Regions from separate parts of the Homo sapiens genome. Here region 2 is linked to region 1. The links are chromatin contacts, found by Hi-C or POLR2A ChIA-PET in ENCODE. All regions are on one chromosome and are shown on one strand. The core of a region is the stretch at or near the end of the contact, and the rest is flanking DNA. Distances in the headings are between cores, read along the strand shown.

What was found. A loop is a pair of places that touch in the nucleus more often than their neighbours do. ChIA-PET counts read pairs that join two places held with the same protein, here RNA polymerase II (POLR2A). Pooled maps may share reads with other maps.
Region 2: POLR2A ChIA-PET joins it to region 1 with 10 read pairs in OCI-LY7. The contact joins two enhancer-like sites. A Hi-C loop is called at or near these places in 1 of 168 maps with a recorded cell type or tissue (heart left ventricle), 4 of 37 single-sample maps with no recorded cell type and 3 of 50 pooled maps. POLR2A ChIA-PET finds 5 or more read pairs at or near these places in 6 of 52 experiments (A673, OCI-LY7, T-cell and 3 more).

The regions. Positions count from the first base shown.
Region 1 is chr4:38,316,737-38,322,451 of GRCh38, forward strand. No RefSeq gene overlaps it. Among named protein-coding and RNA genes, the nearest start is that of LINC02513, 47 kb to the right of the region's middle. RefSeq lists enhancers at 1,193-1,693, 1,694-2,194. Within about 2 kb of position 2,280, at least 38 of the 41 ENCODE cell types and tissues checked have a DNase peak (open chromatin) inside an H3K27ac peak, as active enhancers do.
Region 2 is chr4:38,422,272-38,427,986 of GRCh38, forward strand. The region is part of intron 7 of LINC01258 (long intergenic non-protein coding RNA 1258); the gene reads right to left. Among named protein-coding and RNA genes, the nearest start is that of LINC02513, 58 kb to the left of the region's middle. RefSeq lists an enhancer at 2,415-2,947. Within about 2 kb of position 2,485, at least 2 of the 41 ENCODE cell types and tissues checked have a DNase peak (open chromatin) inside an H3K27ac peak, as active enhancers do.

The DNA.
Region 1 (5,715 bases), core at 1,030-3,529:
CTAGATACACTCTCTTTATTGTAAGACTACAAAGAAATAAGAATAAGAATACACATTTTGTACTTTGTATTTTCATAAAGAAACATAGGTAGGGTTAAAAAAAAGTAATAAAAATGATTTACCAACAAGGGAGAAAAGGAAGAGGAAAGATTGGATTAACGGAAAGAAGTGGCAGCTAGTATACTTCTCAGGTATACTATATTTTAGAATTTTGACTTTTGAGTCATGTAAGTGAATGACCCACTCAAATAAAATTTTAACTTAAAAAGTGTACTATTCATGAAAAGGGGCCCAGAGTCCCATTTTTGCATTGGAAACACATCCTAGGCAATGTGTCCAAAGGTAGCTTGCTTTAAATGCCATATTACCCTATTTTAATAATGGTGATAGTCTATTTGTTTAGCATGAACGAGGGCCTGTAGAACCTGCTGGTCATAGTGCTATAATGGGCATTCAATGATGTAGCGTCATTCACAGGACCTTGATCTCTTAGTCTGGGCTTCCTAGGGAACCAGCTGAGTGGCCTTGGACTCAACCCTGTACCTTTCTGCTCCTCAATTCCTCATCTGTGACACAAGCTTAATTCACCTGTTCTGTGTGCTCATAGGCTGTTATCTGGCTCAACTGTGAAAACACTTTGAAATCACCATTATCATCATCCTCATGGTGGAGTTTTCAGTTGTGCATGTACAACTGGAAGCCATTGTGTCAGAAGCGTTTGAACCAGAGCAACTCCATCTTGAATAGGGGCTGGGTAAAATGAGGCTGAGACCTACTGGGCTGTGTTCCCAGGCAGTTAAGACATTCTAAGTCAATGGATAAGATAGGGTGTCAGCACAAGACACAGGTCATAAGGACCTTGCTGATAAAACAGGTTGCAGTAAATAAAGAAGCCAGCTAAAACCCACCAAAATCAAGATGGCAATGAGTGTAGGATCCTCACTGCTACAGTCCCACCAGCACCATGACAGTTTACAAATGCCATGGCAACATCAGGAAGTTACCCTATGTGCTCTAGAAAGGGGAGGCATAAATAATCCATCCCTTGTTTAGCATATCATCAAGAAATAACCATAAAAATGGGCAACCAGCAGCCCTTGGGGCTGCTCTGTCTACGGAGTAGCTATTCTTTTATTCCTTTCCTGTCTTGTCTTTTTTTTTTTGAGACAGAGTCTGGCTCTGTTACCCAGGCTGGAGTGCAGTGGCATGATCTCAGCTCACTGCAGCCTCCACCTCCTGGGCTCAAGCAATTCTCCTGCCTCAGCCACCTAGTAGCTGGGATTACAGGCGTGCACCACCACACCCGAATATTTTGTATTTTTCTTTTTCTTTTTTTTTTTTTTTAGTAGAGATGGGTTTCACCATGTTGGCCAGGCTGGTCTCGAACTATTGACCTCAGATGATCCGCCCACCTCGGCCTCCCAAAGTGTATTCCTTTACTTTCTTAATAAACTTGCTTTCATTTTAGTCTACAGTCTCACTCTGAATTCTTTCTTGTGTGAGATCCAAGAACGTTCTCTTGGGGTCTAGATGGGGACCCCTTTCCTGTAACAAGTGTACAGTTGGAGGCCATTGAAAAACAACCAAGCCTAAGATGGGACATGATACCATCTTAAGAATATTTGTATTTGTCTCTCTGACACTGTCTGCAGACTAGGGTCACTCAAAGGATGGATGTGGATCTCTTGATTTTCCAACTCTCACTTTCACCAAGCATTTTGACAAGGGTTGGAGGGGTCCTTTAATAAGAGGTATAGGCGAAGGAGGTAGGAACTAGTCTCTTCATCTGGACCAGAGAAGGAACTCTGGTTCTGCAAACAAATGAAAAGCTTAGGAAGGCCTTGTCCTGACAAAATTCACAGGCTTCTAATCCTCTCCCTTCCCCACCTTAAAAACACACAAAATTAAGGAAAAGACAAGAAAGGCGGTAAGATTCTTGAAAGAGCTTTCAAAAATGAGAAAAGAAAAACAAGAGAATAAACAGCACAATGTGTCCTGATATGTTAATATGTTTCCCTTTCGTTTTGCGTTTTTTTTCCCCTTTCCTTCAAAAAAAAAAAAAAAATCTAGGATTTTGTCTCCTCTAAGGAGAAATTAGGAAGGAAAATCTGACATAATCTCCAGAGCTGTAAAACTTCTTTGTATGCCGTCACTTGAGTGCTTTTTCTTACATTCCCTTAAGTAGCCAACCTACCATGTGGCGAGTTTGTGAAGCCAGGAAGGGAGGCAGTAACCCGAGAGGCGCTGCAGGGCGGCTCCCCACGGCGAGGGAGGGCAGGCGGAGCCCCAGCTCCTCCCAGCCGGCTGAGCGCTCGGCCCCTCCTATGGCCGCAGGGGAAAAGGAGGAGAGACCTACATTTAAAAAGGCAGGAACCTACCAACTGCAGAGTGAGAATTCCCATTCGTGAGGTCAAATCGAGGTCAAGAATTTCCTAACCATCTCTGAAAACCCCCTATTTAGGGGGTCAAGTCGGGCTGGCAACGCCCCAAATCATTAACTAAATCTAACTTGATCTTCAAAAACACAGCCTAGGACTGTTTTTCTTTCTTTCTTCTGCCTGAATGTTTCTCAGTGGCATTTCTGTTACTTCCTGTTTGTGACCGGGCTTTCCTTGCCCTACTTCCTTTTTTAGGGGTTTAGGTTGCCTCGACGGCCATTTCCACTTAGATAGATGGAAAAGGGGTGTGTGTGCGTTGGATTGGAAGGGAAACAGCTCACATTTATTTTTATGTTGTAAAAGTCTTTTCTCATGCATTCACATTCTTTCATTTACGTTCTACAGCAACACTATGAGACCAACAATATGATTATGCCCAAATTACAGTTAAAGAAACTCAGGCTCAAAAAGATTAAATAAGATGTCCAAGTTCACGCATCACATAAAGGCGCAAAACCTGGATCTGCGTTCCAAGGGTCTGAAATCCAAAGGGGCTTGGGGATTTCACGAGGTCTGAATCTAAAACTGAAGTTCTTTTCATTTATTGAACCCTTAAGGGAGACCTAACTTTAACTTATTTGGCAAAACTTTATTCAGGGAAGACTTTTATTCAATCTTTATTACAGAGTTTATTCTTCAAATGTAAAGAAAAGACTTAGCTTAGTGCCTTCCCCAGAGCAGTGGGAGAATTATGAAAGATGTACTATTGCTTTTTTTTTTTTTTTTTGGCAACCTCTCTGCTCTGCTGGCTTTCACCCTGGCCATCCCAGGACCGAGCTGGGGCGTTCAAGCTTGCCTCGGAGCCAGGCCTGCACTTCCAGCGTCAGGCAGTAGGGGGAGCAAGTGTGCAAGAGGAGGAAAGCGGCTCCAATTGGGCAGGAAACGTTTGAGACCATGTGTCCTTACCCGGCTCCGGTTGAAAATTTAATTTTTTTGGCTGCCTGAATGCTTAGGACCCATGGCTCCAGGCTTCTCTGCAAAAATTTATGCTTACTGATTTGTAGGGTGGGAAAAACCAGCCTCAGGGAGTTGTAGAAAAAGATTACATGTGTCCCCTGGATCAGAGGAAGTAAAAACCTCCACACGGTTGCTGGGGAAGGATCCAGGCCTCCTGGCCTCTGCCCCTATGTGAGGGGGAGAGGACGCAGAGGCCCGCACTATGGGCCGTCCTGGGTCCAAGCATCCCAGGACCTCCACCTGAAACCTGCCAGAGAAGACAGGATTTTGTACAGTCCCTAGCGAAAGAATTGGAATGTATACAGCAAAATGGGGAGAAACGTTTGTGTTTTTTCATTGTATCCCTGGCTTCTGGAACAGCGCAGGTGGCGGCCTGGCTTCTGGTACTCACATTGACAGAGCCTGTTAACTTAGGCTGCGCTTTGACAAGCTCCTTGAAGTCAGGTGGAAAAGAAACAAATGTCCTAAGCTTGAGCCTGTACTAGGTCTAGAATAACTTTAGAGTGCTGGCAGGTCACCTCTGCTCTGGGATGTAGCTTTCTCCCATTTCTTTCTCCATTACAACTTTAGTTTCTTAACCTGGGAAAGAAAAGTTTCAAAACTGCAGCAGTGGAGAACCCCGAGGGCTGGCTGGCAATAGTGTCATTCAAAGGAAAACAGAGAAGAACCAAAAGCTGATGTTTGCCTGCACTTTGGATTTGGATATAGAAGACAACTGATATTCTTTTTTTGATGGTGGTTATGTACAGAAAACGTTGGTCTTGGTTCCAAATACACATGAGATTTGTATTCTAATGCACCTGTTCCTGTGATTTTTTTTGTTTGTTTGTTTAAAATGGTGACTTCCTAGGGTATTTTTCTAGACCAGTAGAAAAGACGTTAACCAAAGCTTCCTGTAAAACTACCATTTAGGCATCTCTGCTTTCATTCTGCTCTGGGGTAAAAACTCCCTTCACTCTGAATAAGTTAGAGAAGTATTCAGAGTAGCTGAGATGGAAATGGATAAGATGTGGACCCACTAAGAGAGATGGCAATAATCTTTGGATCGCCACCCCTCACGGGATTTCCCCTAATATAAGATGATACCTGTGTATCATTGGTATATATCATCATAGAGGTATCTATGTATCTGCAATATAAAATGATATCTATATAAGGAACTTACAATCTTCTGGTACAGTTCTCACTTCGTATGGCCCAAGAACCCATCAGAAAATTTACCTTTTATTTGCAAACACTCTAGCACAAGTAATTAACAATTAACATTGATTAGTACCCTCTAGGTGCTAGGCATAGGAAATAAAGATAAAGACCCGCCCTTGAGGCTGGGCATTGTGGCTTACGCCTGTAATCCCAACACTTTGGGAGGCCGTGGCGGGCAGGTGGGGGAGCATCACTTGAGATCAGGAGTTTGAGACCAGCCTGGCCAACAAGCCGAAACCCTGTCTCTACAAAAATACAAAAATTAGCCGGGTATGGTGGCGCACACCTGTAATCCCAGTTACTCCAGAGGCTGAGGCATGAGAATCGGTTGAACCCATGAGATGGAGGTGGCAGTGAGCTGAGATCATGCCACTGCACTCCAGCCTGGGCGACAGAGCCAGATTCTCAAAAAGAAAGAAAGAAAGAAAGACCCACCCTTGAATAACTCACTCTGGTAAGGGAGACATCACATTCTAGGGTATGTGTGTTTCCATATGTAAATGACAGGGAGGAGTGTTTTGAGGAAGGAAGGCTCTGCTTGGATGAGGCAGTAGGTTCAGGGGCTAGGAGCCTCAATACTGGAGTCAGCCTGCCAGGATTGAATCCTGGCTCCACCATTTACTAGCTATGTGACTCTGGGCAAGTTTCTAGACCTAGCTGAGCCCCAGTTTTATTATCTATATGCTATAGGGAGAATCATGTTCCCTATTGCCATGGTTTTTTTTTTTTTTTTTGAGGATTCGGTGGGATGGAGCCAGTAATCACTCAATATGTGTTGGTGATGATAATGGTGATGATGATGGTGGAGGTGGAGGTGGATGAAATAGAGAAGGCTTGACTGAGGAATTCAGCAGGAGAAAGAGGGAACTGTGGAAGAGGGAAGAGCATTCTAGATGAGGCCTGGTATTCTGGGATTTAAGAAGCCCTCTAGGTGATTCTGATGCACACTAGGGTTTAAGAACCACAGAGTCATGGCAAGCTGTGGATTTTAAGATAATCATATGCTTAGATTTGAATTTTGGAGAGAACGCATTGGTGGCTGGATGAAGGACGCAGTGGACAGAGGAAGATAAGCAGCAGAACAATGAAAGTGAAGTGCCTACTAGGTCCAAACGAA
Region 2 (5,715 bases), core at 1,235-3,734, 110 kb after region 1:
GCATGAGCCACGGTGCCAGGCCATACCTGACTAATTTTTTTTCGTTCTTTGTAGAGACAGGGTCTCACTATGTTATCCAGGCTGATCTGGAACTCCTGGCCTCAAGCAATCCTCCTGCCTCAGACTCCCAAAATGCTGGGATTATAGGTGTGAAACACCATGCCTGGCCTGAACTCACTTTTCTAACAAACCTACTCTCACCAAACAAACCCACTTCCATGTAATGAAATTAATCTATTCATGATGTCAGAGCTGTCGTGACCTAATCACCTATTAAGTCTTATCTCCTAACTTTGTTGCATTGGGGATTATGTTTCCAACACATGAACTTTAGGGGACACATTCAAACCATAGAAATAACCAAGATACATGTAGAAAAACTAAGAAATTCACATTGGCACATTATTATTAGCTGAACTACTTCATTTGGATTTCATCGGTTTTTTCATTAATATCTTTTTTCTGTTCCAGAATGCATTCTAATCATTTTCTGTTCCATATTGCATTTAATTCAACATTTTGATCTACACAAAAAGGCTATTTTACATGTACCTAATACTTTAGGAATCAAATTAGCAACTAAAGAAGAAAAGTCTTATTACAACATGGCCATTAGGTCCTAGGAAGAAGATTACCTTGGGGAACCGTCATCAACATGCATCCACTGCCAGTTTGAGAAGCTCATCTCATCTGGACTCTAGATACAGCCATAGGCTTCTGAATCTCTGTTGCTTGGCCTAGTGCAGCGTGTGGCATGAAGGAAGTGCCCAATAAACACATGCTGAATATCTACTGCTTGTCCGCAAATAAGAATTAAGTGCCTGGAAACCCAAACAGGGGCAGAAAAGCCACTTCCTGCCCAGAAATTGCTCTGTGATTAATTTCATTGTTCATCTAGAACTAACACCATCTTGAAATACCGATGTTTGCATTAGTTTGCCAGGGCTTCCATAACAAGGTACCACACAGTGGGTGCTTAAACAATAGGAGTTTCTTCTCTCATAGTTCCAGAGGCTGCAAGTCCCAACTCAAAGTGCTGCCAGGGCTGGCTTCTTCTAAGACCACTCTTTTTAGCTTGAGGATGGCCTTCTGCTCCCTGTGCCCCACATACATCTCCCTCCTTGCAGGTCTGTCCAAATCTCTTCTTACAAGGACACCAGAGATCAGATTAGGGCTTACCCCAGTGAACTCATTTTAACTTAATTACCTCTTTAAAGACCCTGTCTCAAAAAACAGTCACATTCTGAGACACTGGGGGTTAGGGATTCAACATACACATTTTGGGGGAATAGAACTCAGTCCGTAATAATGTTGAACACATCTGACGTTTAGGGGTCAAAAAGAAAAATCAGAAGAACTTTCCTGAATCCAGTTATCATTCATCCCCAAAGGCTCGATCTGTTACCCTTTCTCCGGATTATTTTGAATGCTTTACTGCATGACTAGACCTATGTCAGTTGCTATCAGAGAGTGTTGCTTCCTTCCATGTTAATGCAAGCCCCTCAGCAAGATTGGATCTCTAAAATGCCTTCAGCCAGCTTAGTACAATGCCGAAAAGCTCTAGAAGTTACTTTATGTATTTGTTTGACTGACTACAGAAAAACACCCATCTCAGCAACTCATAAAGCAGAAGGAGAGGCATTAGGGGTAGTGTTGTCAGCAGGGCCAGGGGGCAGTGCATAAAGCCCTTTTATCAGTCAAATTCTGTGCTTCAGAGAACCTAGGTCGGTCCAAAGCACATTTTTCTAATTCATTCATGTCTGTGTGCGTGTACACGCGTGCGCACACCAGAAATCATTATAATATTTTTAAAGTGTGTCTACAAGGCTGTGATCTTTGGAGACTTTCAAAAATGAAAACAATCACAGGGTGCAGACATTGCCTGACAGGCAGGGGACTGAAAGCAAAATTAAATAATGAACAGGCCAAGGGCACTGGGGGCAGGAATCTGAAGTAGAAGCCTTCAGAGCAAGCACTTTGATAAAGAAAAGAAAGGCTACCGAAGGAAAAGCAATTAATGGGGAAGGGGCTGGTACTAAAATGAGCCCAGGGAAAGCTGCTGGGGACAGGAGGGAGGGCAGGGTGCACTGGAGAGTGGTGGGGTGGTGGTGGGGGAACCAACGTGCTCGCCAGGCCGTCATTAGCCCAGAATTATCAGGCACCTGAAACAACAAGGTCAAGAATGTGACCTGAACGATAGATGAAATATTTGTTTAGGAAGCCACATGCTGGGAGAAAGACTCAAAGAGTTAAACTGGGGTGCTTACCTTTTCTGATTGTAGAATTAAACAACAACAAAAATACAAGCAAAGCCTATAGATTCATTTTATTAATGTCCTGAAGAAAACTGATCAGATACTGAGTGTGGGGAGACAGCAGGCTCTGTCTGATCTCTCAGTGTAGGGACCAGAAGGGCAGGGGGAGGAACGCGGGCATAGACTGGGCCTCAGCCCCTCCCCAGCAGGGCCAGCAGCCTCGCCAACCAGGGCATCCGGATTCCAGGCCTCCTGGACAAAGGGCCCTTCCCCCCTTGTCAGCCTTCCTGTTCCCTGGGATTGTGTGGCCCAACCCTTTGATCAAACTAGGGTATTATGTCTACAGACAACTGCTTTAAATATCAAGGTTTCAGGGCTGGCTCTTGGGTCCCTCAGCTTCTCCATTAAAAAAAAAAAAAAAAAAAAAAAAGCAAGTATATGCCTGGGCTTTTTAGGATTTCTGTTTTCCACCTTAAAATAACCTGGTCTCTAACAGGGCTTTCCAAAGCTGTCCCAGCCCTTGGAAAATGTCAGAAGATGACCAGGTGGACGCATCATGAACAGAAATCGGCAGCTTAGTGTTTCTGCTGGTTGTGGCCTAAATGCTCTTTTACAATGGAAGGAGAATCTACTCGTGGCCAATGTGAATTTCGAAAAAGTTGTACTTGAAGTAACGGACTGGGAGCCAGGATTCTAGGGTTCCAGACCTGGTTCTGCAGCACACTCTGAGTCTTTTAGTCATTTAGTCTCTCTGGATTAGAGTTTTCCCTTTTTACACAAAAAGGGATGTTTTTGGATGTTTAAACTTGCCAAGCTCTGATGCCAGATTTAAAAATCCTACAATTCTTTCACTGCTATGTATTCCCTAAAAAGAACGTTCTGCCTGACCCTGCAATAACCTAAGTACTATGTATTTCATCAGCTTCAAGAAATAGTTAAATGGAAAGACGAAAATGAAAAACTGTCTCGGATGGTAACACCTTCTCCATAACTCACCAATTTAATAAGGAGCTGGAGTCTAACATGGCCAGATCATAATACCTCTGGGTAACAGTTTTCTGATTTTACTTAGAGAAAATATAATAAAAATGCTATTCTAGATGGATCCATTTCTTTTGCCTCTTGCCCCATAAATCACTTCCCTTTCTAGTCAACAGAAAACCCCTCCCTCACAGTAGTAGCAAGAAAATTGAGGCAGGTGCAAGACAAGAGAAGTAGATCAAGTTGAGATCTATTGAAAATTGCAAAAGATTTGCCATAAAATTGTATTTAACAGAGCAAGAAATTCTGATGTATATCTGAAAGTAGCTTTGCTAAGTTATGATTGCGTTAGCCACATGTGGAAAAGTGCTGAGAATGTCTTATGATTATTATTGGTGACACATTTCCATGTCTTCTATTATCTGAACTCAATGGGATTACTCTTACTAGGTGTACTTATTGAATTTACATAGTGTAGGAGTTCACATTCTGAGGCTTTTCTTCTGGATTGTATGGAAGACGGTTCTGGACATCAGAATCCCAAGGTTTATTTAATTCTTTTTCTGATCTTTGTTTTTACATTTTAAAACATGTTATGAGACCTTATCAATTTCTCAGCACTTCTATTGCCATAATACTTAGGATGAATTAGAGAGCTGCTTTGAGGTTTCTAAGGAGAGCCCTGTCACTGAGTCAGTCTCGACACAAGATCCTCATTTTGGTCCGCAAATCTCAGCCAGAATCAAGACTTCAGTCATTCTCCTGAGACATCCGTTTATGAGGCTGATGTCTAATCTCTGTCTGCTTCCATGCTCAATCTCTTTCTTGAGCCTACCTTATCATACCAAATTTGTTCACCTGGATGTTCTCAGGTATGCTAAATTCAAGTGCTTAAGACTAAATTTGTAATGTTTCCTCCAGAAAGCAACTTCCGTGACACCCTTCATTATATCACTGCTATGGTTTGAATGTCTGTGACCCTCCAAAATTTGAGACCCAATGCAACAGTATCAGGAAATGGGGCCTTTAGGAGGCAGGTTATAGGGGCTCTACCCTCAAGGATGGAATAAGTACCTCATATACCTTCTGCTATATGAGGACACAGCATTTGTCTCCTCCAGAGGACACAGCATTTGAGGTGTCATCTTGGAAGCAAAGACCAGGCTCTCACCAGACACCAAACATGCCAGCACCTTGATCTTGGACTTTCCAGCCTCTAGAACTCTGAGAAATACATCTCCATTGTTTATACATTACTCAATCTAAAGCATTTTGTTACAGCAGCACAAACAGACTAAGATAATCAACAACAATAGTATTTTTCTGGTCACCAGATTTAAACCTCAGCATCATCTCTATATAGTACCTCCCTCTTGCCTGCAGTTTGGTTACTGGGTCATGTCCATTCTTCCTGTGCAGTGTCTTTTTGATCTGTCCTTTCTGGCTGATGCTAGTTGCCATCAATCCCTGATCTTTCAGCTGCCATTTTCTGCCCAACCATCCCATAAATCACTTCCAGATGACTTTATTCACCCAACAATTATCTGATGAGTGCCTACTATGTTATTAAAAAAAAAAACCCAGTAGCACATTGAATGATATCTACAGATCAAGATGTAAACTCCTGAACCCATCACTCAGCCCTACACTGCTGTGGCTAAGCTTGATTGCCATTCACTCTTCTTATATACACCCTCTCTTCTCCAGACAAATAGTTTCACTGAGCTTCCTCTAACTACTTATAGCATTCCTCCTTCTTTAGATTTCCTGCCTGGAAATCCTTTCTTCTTCCTTCATTTGACATTAACCATTTTTCTTATGGTCGTTATTCCATTCACTCAATTCCTATGACTCTGCCGTTCACTCTGTTTCCTTCGCATTTGGCACTTGCAAAAGTGTATTACTCTCTATATTTTCTATATCTTGTCACCTCAAGTGGACCATGAGCACTTCAAGAGAGAGGTAGAGTGTCCACCTTTGTGTCCTATCAGTCTAATTAAATAAATTGCAGGAAGGAAGGAAAATGAACAATCATTGTCTACAGTAGATCAGAGACCTTTATACACTTTTTCCTTTCAATATCTCATTTAATGCTCTAAACCAAAAGGTAGCAAGCTATATCCCATGGGTCAGATCCAGCCTGTCTGGTTTTGTAAATAAAATGTATTGTAATAATGCCACACCTACTCATCTGCATGTTGTCCATGGCTGCTTTTGTGCTACAATGGCAGAGCTGAGTAGCTGTGACAGAGCCTATACAGCCAAGCAAAAACCAAAATATTTACTATCTGTTCCTTTAAGAAAAAGTTGGCGAATCCCTGGTCTAAGCAACTAGAAGAGGTGAGATCTTTTTCTTCTGCTTGTATAGGTGAACAAACAGAAGTTCAGAGAGTTTGGGTAAATTGCTCAAAGTCACACAGCTAATAAGGGACCCAGCAGAAATTTGAAGCTGGGTCTGTGTGATTCCAAAATCTGTAGG